Linked DNA regions of Homo sapiens: region 1 is linked to region 2. Evidence: chromatin loops called from intact Hi-C (ENCODE). Cell type or tissue: gastrocnemius medialis. All regions are shown on one strand. Each heading gives the region's core, and the rest is flanking DNA. Links, peaks and the distances in the headings are about the cores only. Region 1 overlaps NT5C2 (5'-nucleotidase, cytosolic II). Region 2 has its middle 17 kb from the start of RPEL1.

What was found. A loop is a pair of places that touch in the nucleus more often than their neighbours do. Peaks named below come from ENCODE experiments on the same cell type or tissue, not always from the same donor. Only the 100,000 strongest peaks of a DNase experiment are listed, where the experiment ranks them.
Region 1: it touches region 2 in a loop (6-fold over the local background); 3 of 110 quality-filtered maps call a loop at or near these places.

What each region holds. Positions count from the first base shown.
Region 1 is chr10:103,118,759-103,124,142 of GRCh38, forward strand. The region is part of intron 4 of NT5C2 (5'-nucleotidase, cytosolic II); the gene reads right to left. Among named protein-coding and RNA genes, the nearest start is that of NT5C2, 72 kb to the right of the region's middle. In gastrocnemius medialis, for the core only: no CTCF peak of the experiment used is centred there; no DNase peak of the experiment used is centred there; H3K27ac peaks cover 5,000 bases.
Region 2 is chr10:103,225,785-103,231,168 of GRCh38, forward strand. No RefSeq gene overlaps it. Among named protein-coding and RNA genes, the nearest start is that of RPEL1, 17 kb to the right of the region's middle. RefSeq lists an enhancer at 5,054-5,384. In gastrocnemius medialis, for the core only: no CTCF peak of the experiment used is centred there; a DNase peak (open chromatin) is centred at 2,587; H3K27ac peaks cover 4,083 bases.

The DNA.
Region 1 (5,384 bases), core at 281-5,280, 110 kb before region 2:
TAATTTATTTTTATTAATTTTATTAACCACAATTATCTTTTTTGTTTGTTTGTTTTTTAAGGGATCATCTCTTTTTGGAGAGGGAATTTTTTTTTTCTTTTTATCTGTTACCCTAGTTTAAATACTCAGCTTATTCTCTTATTCTACCCTATTTGTGGGGGAGGGCAAGAGTCCAAAAACTCTTAAGAAAAAAGATCACTAAGGGAGATCATGAATGCATTTTTAAGATGTAGTAAGTCAAACTACATCTATTTTTCTGTTCTTTAATTTTCAGTTGTATGCTTTTGATCCATTCACAAACTGATAAATCTCTCAAGAATAAGTCAGAGGGCCGGGCACAGTGGCTCACACCTGTAATCCCAGTACTTTGGGAAGCCAAGATGGGTGGATCACCTGAGATGGGGAGTTCAAGACCAGCCTGACCAACATGGAGAAACCCCATCTCTACTAAAAATACAAAATTAGCCAGGCATGGTGGCACATGCCTGAAATCCCAGCTACTCAGGAGGCTGAGGCAGGAGAATCATTTGAATCCAGGAGGCAGAGGTTGCGGTGAGCTGAGATCGCGCCATTGTACTCCAGCCTGGGCAACAAGAGCAAAATTTTGTCTCCAAAAAAAAGTCAGAGGGTATATACAGGTTGGTAGCTTTCACTGACTTAGAAGTGCTCATTCCCTCACACAAATATCTCTTGCACATATAATCTGGAAGCCAGTGGGATGAGGTAATGCACAAGTTCTATATTTTCCAAGTTGTGAGGAGGATGCCCTGAGTATTATTTCATGACCTAGGACAATGAGAATTTCTTTGGTCTTTTTGATAAAGGTTACCTTTCTTGTTTTGTACCAAAGACTTTTCAACAAATACATTCCTTTCAGAGACCTCTCGTCACAGTAAGAACTCCAAATAGATGCAACCAGTTTACACGCTATCAATAGTAAGTTCAGCTCAGCTAATCTTCCATCTTAATTCATCAAAGAGTTTCATCGTTCTTTAAGAAGAAATGCTAAAGCACAGACTTTTACATTGTCATTGGTTTCATTAAACAAAAAAAAAGGCGTGGCCAGTTGCAGTCTCATGCCTGTAATCCCAGCACTCTGGAAGGCTGAGGCTGGTGGACTGCTTGAGTCCAGGAATTAGAGACCAGCCTGGGCAACATGGTGAAACCCCATTTCTACAAAAAATAAAAAAATTAGCCAGGCATGATGGCACGAGCCTATAGTCCCAGCTACTTGGGAGGCTGAAATGGGAGAATCACTTGAGCCTGGGAGGCAGAGGTTGCAGTGAGCTGAGATCACACCACTGCACTCCAGCCTGGATGACAGTGTGAGACCCTGTTTCAAAAAAAAAAAAGGAAGAAAAGAAAAGAAGTAAACTCAAAATGGATCAAAGACCTAAATGTAGGAGTTAAAACTATAAAACTCTTAGAAGAAAACATGGCAGAAAATCTTCCTTATATTGGATTTGGGAATGATTTCACAGCTATGACAGCAAAAAGCACTGGCAACAAAAGAAAAAAACAGATAAACTGGACTTCAAAATTAAAAACTTTTGTGCCTCAAAAGCCATGATCAAGAGAGGGAAAAGAAAACCCACAGAATGAGAGACAATATTTGCAAATTGTGTATCTGATGAGGGATTAATATCCAGAATATATAAAGATTAATATGCAGAATGTGTAACTCCACAGTTATTTTAAAAACCTAATTTTAAAAAACTGATATTTCTCCAAAGAAGTTATATAACTGACTAAATAAACACATGAAATGATGCTTAATATCACCAGCCATTAGAGAAACATGAAATCAAAACCATAAGATACCGTAACTTCACACCCAGTAGAATGAGTATTATCAAACAACAACAAAAAACCTGAAAATAAGTATTGCCAAGATGTGAAGAAACTGGAACTCTCATTCATGTATTGCTGGTGGGGATGTAAGATGTTACAGCCACTATAGAGAACAGTTTGGCAGTTCTTTAAAAAGCTAAACATAGATTTACGTTATGATCCAGCAATTCCATTCCTGGGTATATACCCAAAACAACTGAAAGCAGGAAGCAGGAACTCAAACAGATGCTTAAATACCAATGTTCACAGCAGCCTATTCATAATAGCCAAAAGGTGGAGACAATCCCCATGTCCATCAACAGATGAACAGATAAACAAATGTATATACCTACAGTAGAATATTATTCAGTCTCAAAAAGTAATATATGCTATAACATGGACAAATTTAAAAAATATGCTAAAAGAAATAAGCCAGACACAAAACAAGTATTGTATAATTTCACTTTTATGAAATACCTATAACAGACAAATTCATAGAGACAAAATAAATTAGAGGTTACTAGCAACTGAGGGGTGGAGGGAATGGGGAGTTATTGCTTAATGGGTATGGAGTTTCTGTTTGGGATGATGAAAAAGTTCTGGAAATGGATAGTGGTGAGCATTGTGCAACTTTGTGAATGTGCTTAATGCCATTGAATTGTATACTTGAAAATGGTTTAAAATGGTAATATTATATTCTATATATTTTACCATAAATTTTTTTAATGCTGGACTTGAGATGCCTGTAGTGACAATACACCAATACTGCATAATATTTCTTGCTTTAAATAGTTTTTCTCACTCATTTAAGCACCTCCAATGCCAGTAAGTTTGGTGAGGATATACAATTGCTGACAGAAACATGATGAGGGCCCTGGACTCTAGTCCAAGTAAACACACCATCCAAAAAATGTTCACTTAAATGTCAAGTGAGTTGAGTCCATTCCAATAACAATAAAACAAGATCAGAGTGCATCTACTATGTTCGAGAGGACAGGGATCAAAGGTCCTGAGATGCCTCTGCTAGTAGCAAGATAATGCTCTGATTTACTGACATCACAGGCTAGTTTCTCTTAATTTCTTCCCCGGTACTCTTAACAGCTTTATTCATCACCTCTCCCACACTTGAGGTTTGTTAATGCCAAGTGCTTAGGTTTGGGATAACTCCCCAGAGGCTAATGATATGGCCTAGAAAGGAGGGGAGGGCAGAAAAATTCAAAAGAGAGGGACCTAAAATGTATTTCCAATCCCCCTAAGATTTTTTAATTGAGAAAAAAATGCACTATTTAATTTTAGAATTCTCGGCCAGGCACGATGGCTCAAGCCTGTAATCCCAGCATTTTAGGAGGCTGAGGAGGGCAGATCACCTGAGGTCAGTAGTTCAAGACCAGCCTGGACCAGCCTAGCCAACCCTGTCTCTACTAAAAATACAAAAATTAGCCAGGCGTGGTGGCAGACGCCTGTAATCCCAGCTACTTGGGAGACTGAGGCGCCAGAATCGCTTGAATCCGGGAGGAGGGGGTTGTAGTGAGCCGAGATCACCCCACTGCACTCCCACCTAGGTGACAGGGCAAGACTCTGTCTCAAAATAATAATAATTCTAACAACATTTCTAATACAGTACTTATATAGTAATCCTGAGGCTTAACGAAGCTTTAAGATTATTTCTAAAAATTAAGCAAAAGAAAAACTGTGTTTTAACACAGTTTCTATCTGTATTCTAAAGATGGAAGATTACAATTCAACTGCAAAAGAAACATGCAGTTTTGCCCCAGGCAGGGTTTTCATTTGGGGGGAAAAAATTAAGGATGATCTTCTTTGTTTATGGGTTTTTGTCTCTTATTGATATCTCATCTAGAGTTACTGGATAATTTCTGTTCTGAAAGCTGGGAGCAGCATGAGAAATAGAAACTGACCTGAGTTTAAATTCCAGCTATGAGTTTTAACAAATCTGTTGCTAGTTACTGATAGGATTTAGGACATCTGAACCCAAAATATGATACCTGGGCATTTGAGAAAACAGCAGAAGCAGGAAGGTCACTCTCACCTCCCGACTTCTTCCCTGAAGGAAGTCATAAAATCTAGGAAGAATTTTTCTCACCTTCCCCTAAAGCAGGTCATACTACTCTCATTTGAGAGGTGTCATCCTTATACCACGAGGAAAGGAACATCCTTACCTCTGAAGACCCAGGGACGCAGCAAAGAATCTGAATGAACAGAGCTTACTAAGTTCCTCCCAGTTTATCACCATTAGATCATACCCCCTTTTGTCCAACCATACTTCTCTACAACTATCCACTTCTTTATCAATCCTGTCATAGAAAACACACAGGTTTACTCATTTCTCCAGGTCTTCATTTCCTTATGAAGGCTCCTGTGTCCCATAAAACTTACATTAAATAAATCTGTATGCTTTTCTCTCACTAATCTGTCTTTTCTTATAGGGGCCGCAACCATGAACCTAAGATGGGAAGGAAAGATATTTCTTTCCCCTACACTACATATAAGTCATCTTATCTGTTGACTTAGTAGCCTTTTTTATTTTTTGACTTTTTGTTTGAGACAGGGTCTTGTTCTATAGCCCAGGATAGAGGCACAATCACAACTCACCAAAACCTCAAACTCCTTGGCTAACACCATCCTCCTCCCTCTGCTTCCCAAGTAGCTGGGACTACAGGCATGCACTACCACACACTGCTAATATTTTTTTTTTCCTAAGTTCCAGGGTATACGTGCAGGATGTGCAGGTTTGTTACACAGGTAAACATGTGCTATGGTGGTTTGCTGTACCACACCCTGGTAATCTTTATTTTTTGTAGAGATGAGGTCTCACTATGTTGCACAGAGGGATCTCGAACTCCTGGGCTCAAGGGCTCACAGCCTCCCAAAGCACTGGGATTACCCCTGTGAGCAATCATGCCTGGCCTTATTTTTGTACAATGTTGCTAGTAATCCCTACCTCAGCAGGCTGTGGTAAGGATTAAAAGGTACATTGTACATAAAGTACATTTTCTAGTACGTTTAATAAATGTTCATTTCTATCTTCCTGAAAATTTCTCAGAGAAATGCGAAGGAGTGGACACTAGCCATGGTATCCACTGATTCTGAAATAACAGAAATAAGGAGCTTATTGCTGGATTTACTGAAACGGCTCAGAATCTAAAGTGCTGGAGCTGGAAAAAAACTGGAATGTACCTCCTTCCGGATTTCCAAGCACCAGGAGTCACAAGAGAGCCAAAAAACTCAAGCCTTCGAAATTGGGGGGGGAAAAAAAAAGTCATTATGATTTCCCAAATGAGCCAGTAAGCCAAGTTAGAAATACTATAGTTTCATAATCCTAAACCAAGAGTCACTCTATATTTGTGAAGGGCTTAAATAAATATTAACAACTCATCCCCCCACTTTCTACCATTATGTTGCTCTAGTCTTCCTTGGGGTTAAGACTTCTGGAAATTTAATAATTCTACATGTATAATTTTTGTGTTAACTTCATGAAATTTACCACATTTACTCTTTCGTGCAACTGCAAACATTAACTATTTCTTCCTTTCTTA
Region 2 (5,384 bases), core at 273-5,272:
ACTTTGGGAGGCCAAGGCAGGCGGATCACTTGAGCCCAGGAGTTCAAGACAACCTGGGCAACACAGGGAAACCCTGTCTCTACAAAAAATATAAAAATTAGCTGGGTGTGGTGGCACATGCCAGTAGTCCCAGCTACTCAGGAAGCTGAAGTAAGAGAATTGCTTCAGCCCAGAAGGCAGAGACAGAGGTTGCAGGGAGCCAAGATCATACCACTACACTCCAGCCTGGGTGACAGAACAAGATGCTGTCTTAAAAAAAAAAAAAAATTCATTCTCCATGGGAGGAGGTCAAAATATCAACATTAACAGAAGCTGGGAAGAAGTTGATCCCAACCCTCAAGGATGACTTTGAGGGATTCAAGAGTTCAGTGAAGGAAGTTACTGCAGATGTGAGGAAATAGAAACAGAACTAGAATTAGAAGTGGAGTGATTCAGATGTGACTGAATTGCTGTAATCTCATAATAAAACTTGAATAGATGAGGAGTTGCTTCATATGGACAAGCAAAGAAAGTGATTACTTGAGATAGACTCTATTCCTGGTGAACATGCTGTGAACATTGTGGAAATGTTAACAAAGCATTTAGAATATTACATAAACTAGCCAAGGGGTGGTGGCTTACACCTGTAATCCCAGCACTTTGGGAGGCTGAGGCAGGCAAATTGCTTGAGCCCAGGAGTTCGAGACAAGCCTAGGCAACATGGCAAAACTCCATCTCTACAAAATATATCAAAATTAGCCAGGTGTGGTGGTGCATGCCTGTCGTCCAAGCTACTCAGGAGGCTGAAGTGGGAGGATCACTTGAGCCCAGAAGGCAGAAGTTTCAGTGAGCCGAGATGGCGCCACTGCACTCCAACCTAGGTGACGGAGTGGGACTTTGTCTCAAAAAAAAGAGAATATTACATTAAAAAGTTTATTATGCTGGGCACGGTGGCTTTGGCACATGCCTGTAATCCCAGCACTTTGGCGGGCCAAGGCAGGCAGATCACTTGAGGTCAGGAGTTTGAGACCAGCCTGGCCAACATGGTGAAACCCTGTCTCTACTAAAAATATAAAATTTAGCCGGTGTGGTGGCACATAGCTATAATCCCAGCTACTCGGGAGGCTGACGCAGGAAAATTGCTTGAACTCGGGATGCAGAGGTTACAGTGAGCCAAGATCGTGCCATGGCACTCCAGTCTGGGTGACAGAGTGAAACTCCATCTCAAAAAAAAAAAAAAGATTATTACATAAACTTAGTTGGTAAAGCAGTAGGGTTTGAGAGGATTGACTCCAATTTTGAAAGAAGCTTGGGCTGGGCGCGGTGACTCATGCCTGTAATCCAGCACTTTGGGAGGCCAAGGCAGGTAGATAACCTGAGGTCAGAAGTTCAAGAACAGACTGGTCAACATGGTGAAACCCTGTCTCTACTAAATATACAAAAATTAGCTGGATGTAGTGGTGGGTGCCTGTAATCCCAGCTACTCATGAGGCTGAGGCAGGAAAATTGCTTGAACCCGGGAGGCAGAGGTTGCAGTGAGCCGAGATCGAGCCATTGCACTCCAGCCTGGGCAACAAGAGCGAAACCACTGGTCTGATAAGTCAGCAGCCATCAACATCGAGCAAGACCCTCCACCAGCAAAAAGATTAAAGGCTCAGATGATTGTTAGCACTATTTAGCAACAAAGTATTTTTAAATTAAGGTATAGTTTTAAAAGACATAATGCTATTACACAATTAAACTATTGCACACTTAATAGACTACAATAACATAGCTTTTATATGGACTAAGAAACAAAAATCATGTGACTCACTTTATTGCTTTATTATGATTGTCTGGAATGGAATCCACGATATCTCTGAGGTATACCTATAGTTGCAAACCTCAAAACAAAGTTAGCACATCCAGGGTTTCCCAGATGCATTTGAACATGAAATTGTTTTTTTCCATAACACATTCTATGAGACTAATATCTTCCCTAGAAAAAGCTGGTCTGGAGCAATGGTCTTCAGACTGTTCCTCAAAGCTCTAGGGTCCCAGATAGTGGCTCAGTGTTACATGAGGGATGAGAATAAGGCCAACTGGATCCCTAGTTCTTCCACACAACACCTCCACTTTAATCTGTTTTATGAAGGGGTTCCACCTAAGGATATATGTGTATGTATATATGTACATATACATACATGTTACATATCTTACCTATTTTCTATGTATACTATTAGCTGAAAATAGGTCTATATTGGAAAAAAGGGTTTGGTTGCTTTTAAAACTGTTTTTGAAAGCTACCAGCCTAGGCTCTAAAGGACCTCTCAGGTTCCAAGCTACAAGGGCTTGCTAACCTTACCCAAAGTTCATTGCTTTTGCTGCTGATGTCTTTCCAGACTGTCAAAGGGCTGTCCACCTGTTCTGATTTTCCAAGTGGTGTTGTGGAGGGGGCTCAAAAAGGGATCACTGACAGTAGCTCAACACAGATCAGGCGGCTTAGTCCACAGGCACTTGCCATCTTTGGAATCACAGGCTGAAAATAGACCATTACATGCCACAAAGTCTTAAATTGCTTCCAACCAGGCAGTGTAGTGAAGGGATTAAGAGCATGGATTCCACAGCCAGACTCCCTGGCTTCAACTCTTGGCTCTGCTGCTAACTAGCTGTGGCCTTGGGCAAGTTTCTTAACACCCTCGTGTCTTAGTTTCCTCATCTTTAAAATGGAAGTGAAGATAATAATGTTTGTTAAATAAAACCAATGTGTCTGGGCGCGGTGGCTCACACATGTAATCCCAGCACTTTGGCAGGCCGAGGAGGGCGGATCACTTGAGGTCAGAGCTTCGAGACTAGCCTGGCCAACATGGTGAAACCTCGTCTCTACTAAAAATACAAAAATTAGCCAGGTGTGGTGGCAGATGCCTGTAATCCCAGCTATTTGGGGGGCTGAGGCAGGAGAATCGAACCCAAGAGACAAGAGGCTGCAGTGAGCTGAGATTGGGCCACTGCACTACAGCCTGGATGACAGAGTGGGACTCCATTTCAAAACAGCAACAAATACACAAAAAGGCCGGGCATGGTGGCTCGTGCCTGTAATCCCTGCACTTTGGGAGGCCGAGGCAGGTGGATCACCTGGGGTCAGGAGTTCACAACCAGCCTGACCAACATGATGAAACCCTGTCTCTACTCAAAATACAAAAAATTAGCTAGGCGTGGTGGCACGCACCTATAATCCCAGCCACTTAGGAGGCTGAGGCAGGAGAATCGCTTGAACCTAGGAAGCAGAGGTTGCAGTGAGCTGAGATCACACCACTGCACTCCAGCCTGGGCAACAAGAGCAAAACTCCGTCTCAAACACACACACACACACACACACACACACACACACACACAAACCATGTGACAATGGCTCTTTTCTTTCTACATGAACTTATGAGTGGCAAGGCCCAACTCTGGGCATTTTGATTCTTTTAGTGTTGAATATTCTATTGCTGCTCTCAAGGTGAGGCCTCCCACGACCCTGAAGATCCTGGAGTCATAGGGCCTTACTCCTGGTCCTCCAAAATGGGGAGTTGATTAGCAGAATTGGGATTCCTTGGATCAGTAACATTTCAAAAGCAATTTTGAGGATTTACATAGGATGGCCATCTGTTAACTCTGGCATTCAGCACATCAAAATAAACTGCCATCTACTGTCAGCACTAATTCATGAAAGGTAATTTTTTTGTTTGTTTGTTTTTTGAGATGCAGTCTAGCTCTGTTGCCCAGGCTGGAGTGCAGTGGCACCATCTCAGCTCACTGCCATCTCTGTCTCCCGGGTTCAAGCGATTCTCCTGTTTCAGCCTCCCAAGTAGCTGGGATTATAGGCGCCTGCCACCATGCCCAGGTAATTTTTGTATTTTTAGTAGAGACGGGGTTTCGCCATGTTGGCCAGGCTGGTCTTGAACTCCTGACCTCAGGTGATCCACCCGCCTCAGCCTCCCAAAGTGCTGGGATTACAGGAGTGAGCCACCGTGCCCATCCAAAAGGTAATTTTAATACCAAAAAAGTAGAAAGAACATAATCTCAGAATAAGACAGGAGTTTAATCACATTTAGCTTAGTAAAAGATAATTTCCTGATTTTTTTTTTTTTCTATTTCATCTTGAGCCAGTGGCCAAGGGCCAACCCCTATCTGTGACTCAGCATTTGGCCAACACTACTGGGCCCTTCTGAGTATTCCTGGACACACTGGGCATTATAACTAAATGCCTCCCTGAATGACCAAGCCTCAAAGCTGGTCTGAGCATCACACTTTGCAAAAGTGAGGGTTTTGCTCATGATCCCAGAGAGTGCAACTGTGCTCAGAGGTGGCTGACCACAGGGCATCAGGAAGAGGTATTTATTTATTTATTTATGACACGGAGTCTCGCTCTGTCACCCAGGCTGGAGTGCAGTGGCGCAATCTCGGCTCACTGCAAGCTCCGCCTCCCGGGTTCCCGCCATTCTCCTGCCTCAGCCTCCCGAGTAGCTGGGACTACAGGCGCCTGCCACCATGCCCGGCTAATTTTTTTTTTTTTTTTTTTTTTGTATTTTTAGTAGAGACAGGGCTTCACCATGTTAGCCAGGATGGTCTCTATCTCCTGACCTCGTGATCCGCCCGCCTCGGCCTCCCAAAGTGCTGGGATTACAGGCGTGAGCCACTGCGCCCGGCCAGGAAGAGGTATTTTAGTCATTCCCTGTAGCATTTAATGGGACCACTTAGAACCTTGACTCCAAGTCCAAGAAGCCAAGAAGGACTCTGAGCTACCTGGGTGTGAAGAGTTTTTCTGCCCCCAACAGAGAGTCAGGATATAGGGACTCTATGCTGACCCTTCGTGTTAATGCACTGTGACTTTTGGCAAGGCCCTTAACCATTCAGACTTGGTTTGCTTATCCACAAAGTAGAGGCAGTAATATCTGCTCTGCATTTCTCAAGATTATGCGGAGACTCAAGTAATGGCTGTGAATGTGGTTTTAAAGCACAGTACAGTGATAAGGGAATGAATATTTGTAAATCTCAGCCCCTACCCTGTTCTAGTCAGGGCCCCAGGTGCCCCCACTACGATTATAGCAAGGGGCCAGGCACAATGGCTCACGCCTGTAATCCCAGCACTTTGGGAGGCCAAGGTGGGAGGATCACTTGAGGCCAGGATTTCCAGCTAGCCTGGGCAACATAGTGAGACCCCCATTGGTACAAACATTAAAAAAAGAAAAAAGATTAGCCAGGCGTGGTAGCACGTATATGTAGGTCTAGCTGCTCAGGAGGCTGAAGGAGGAGTTCAAGGTTTCAGTGAGCTATGATTGCACCACTGTATTCCAGCCTGGGCGACAGAGCAGGACTCTGTCCCTTGGGGAAAAAAAAAAGGATTATACCGATTACCAAGGACTCTTTCCTCCTCCCTT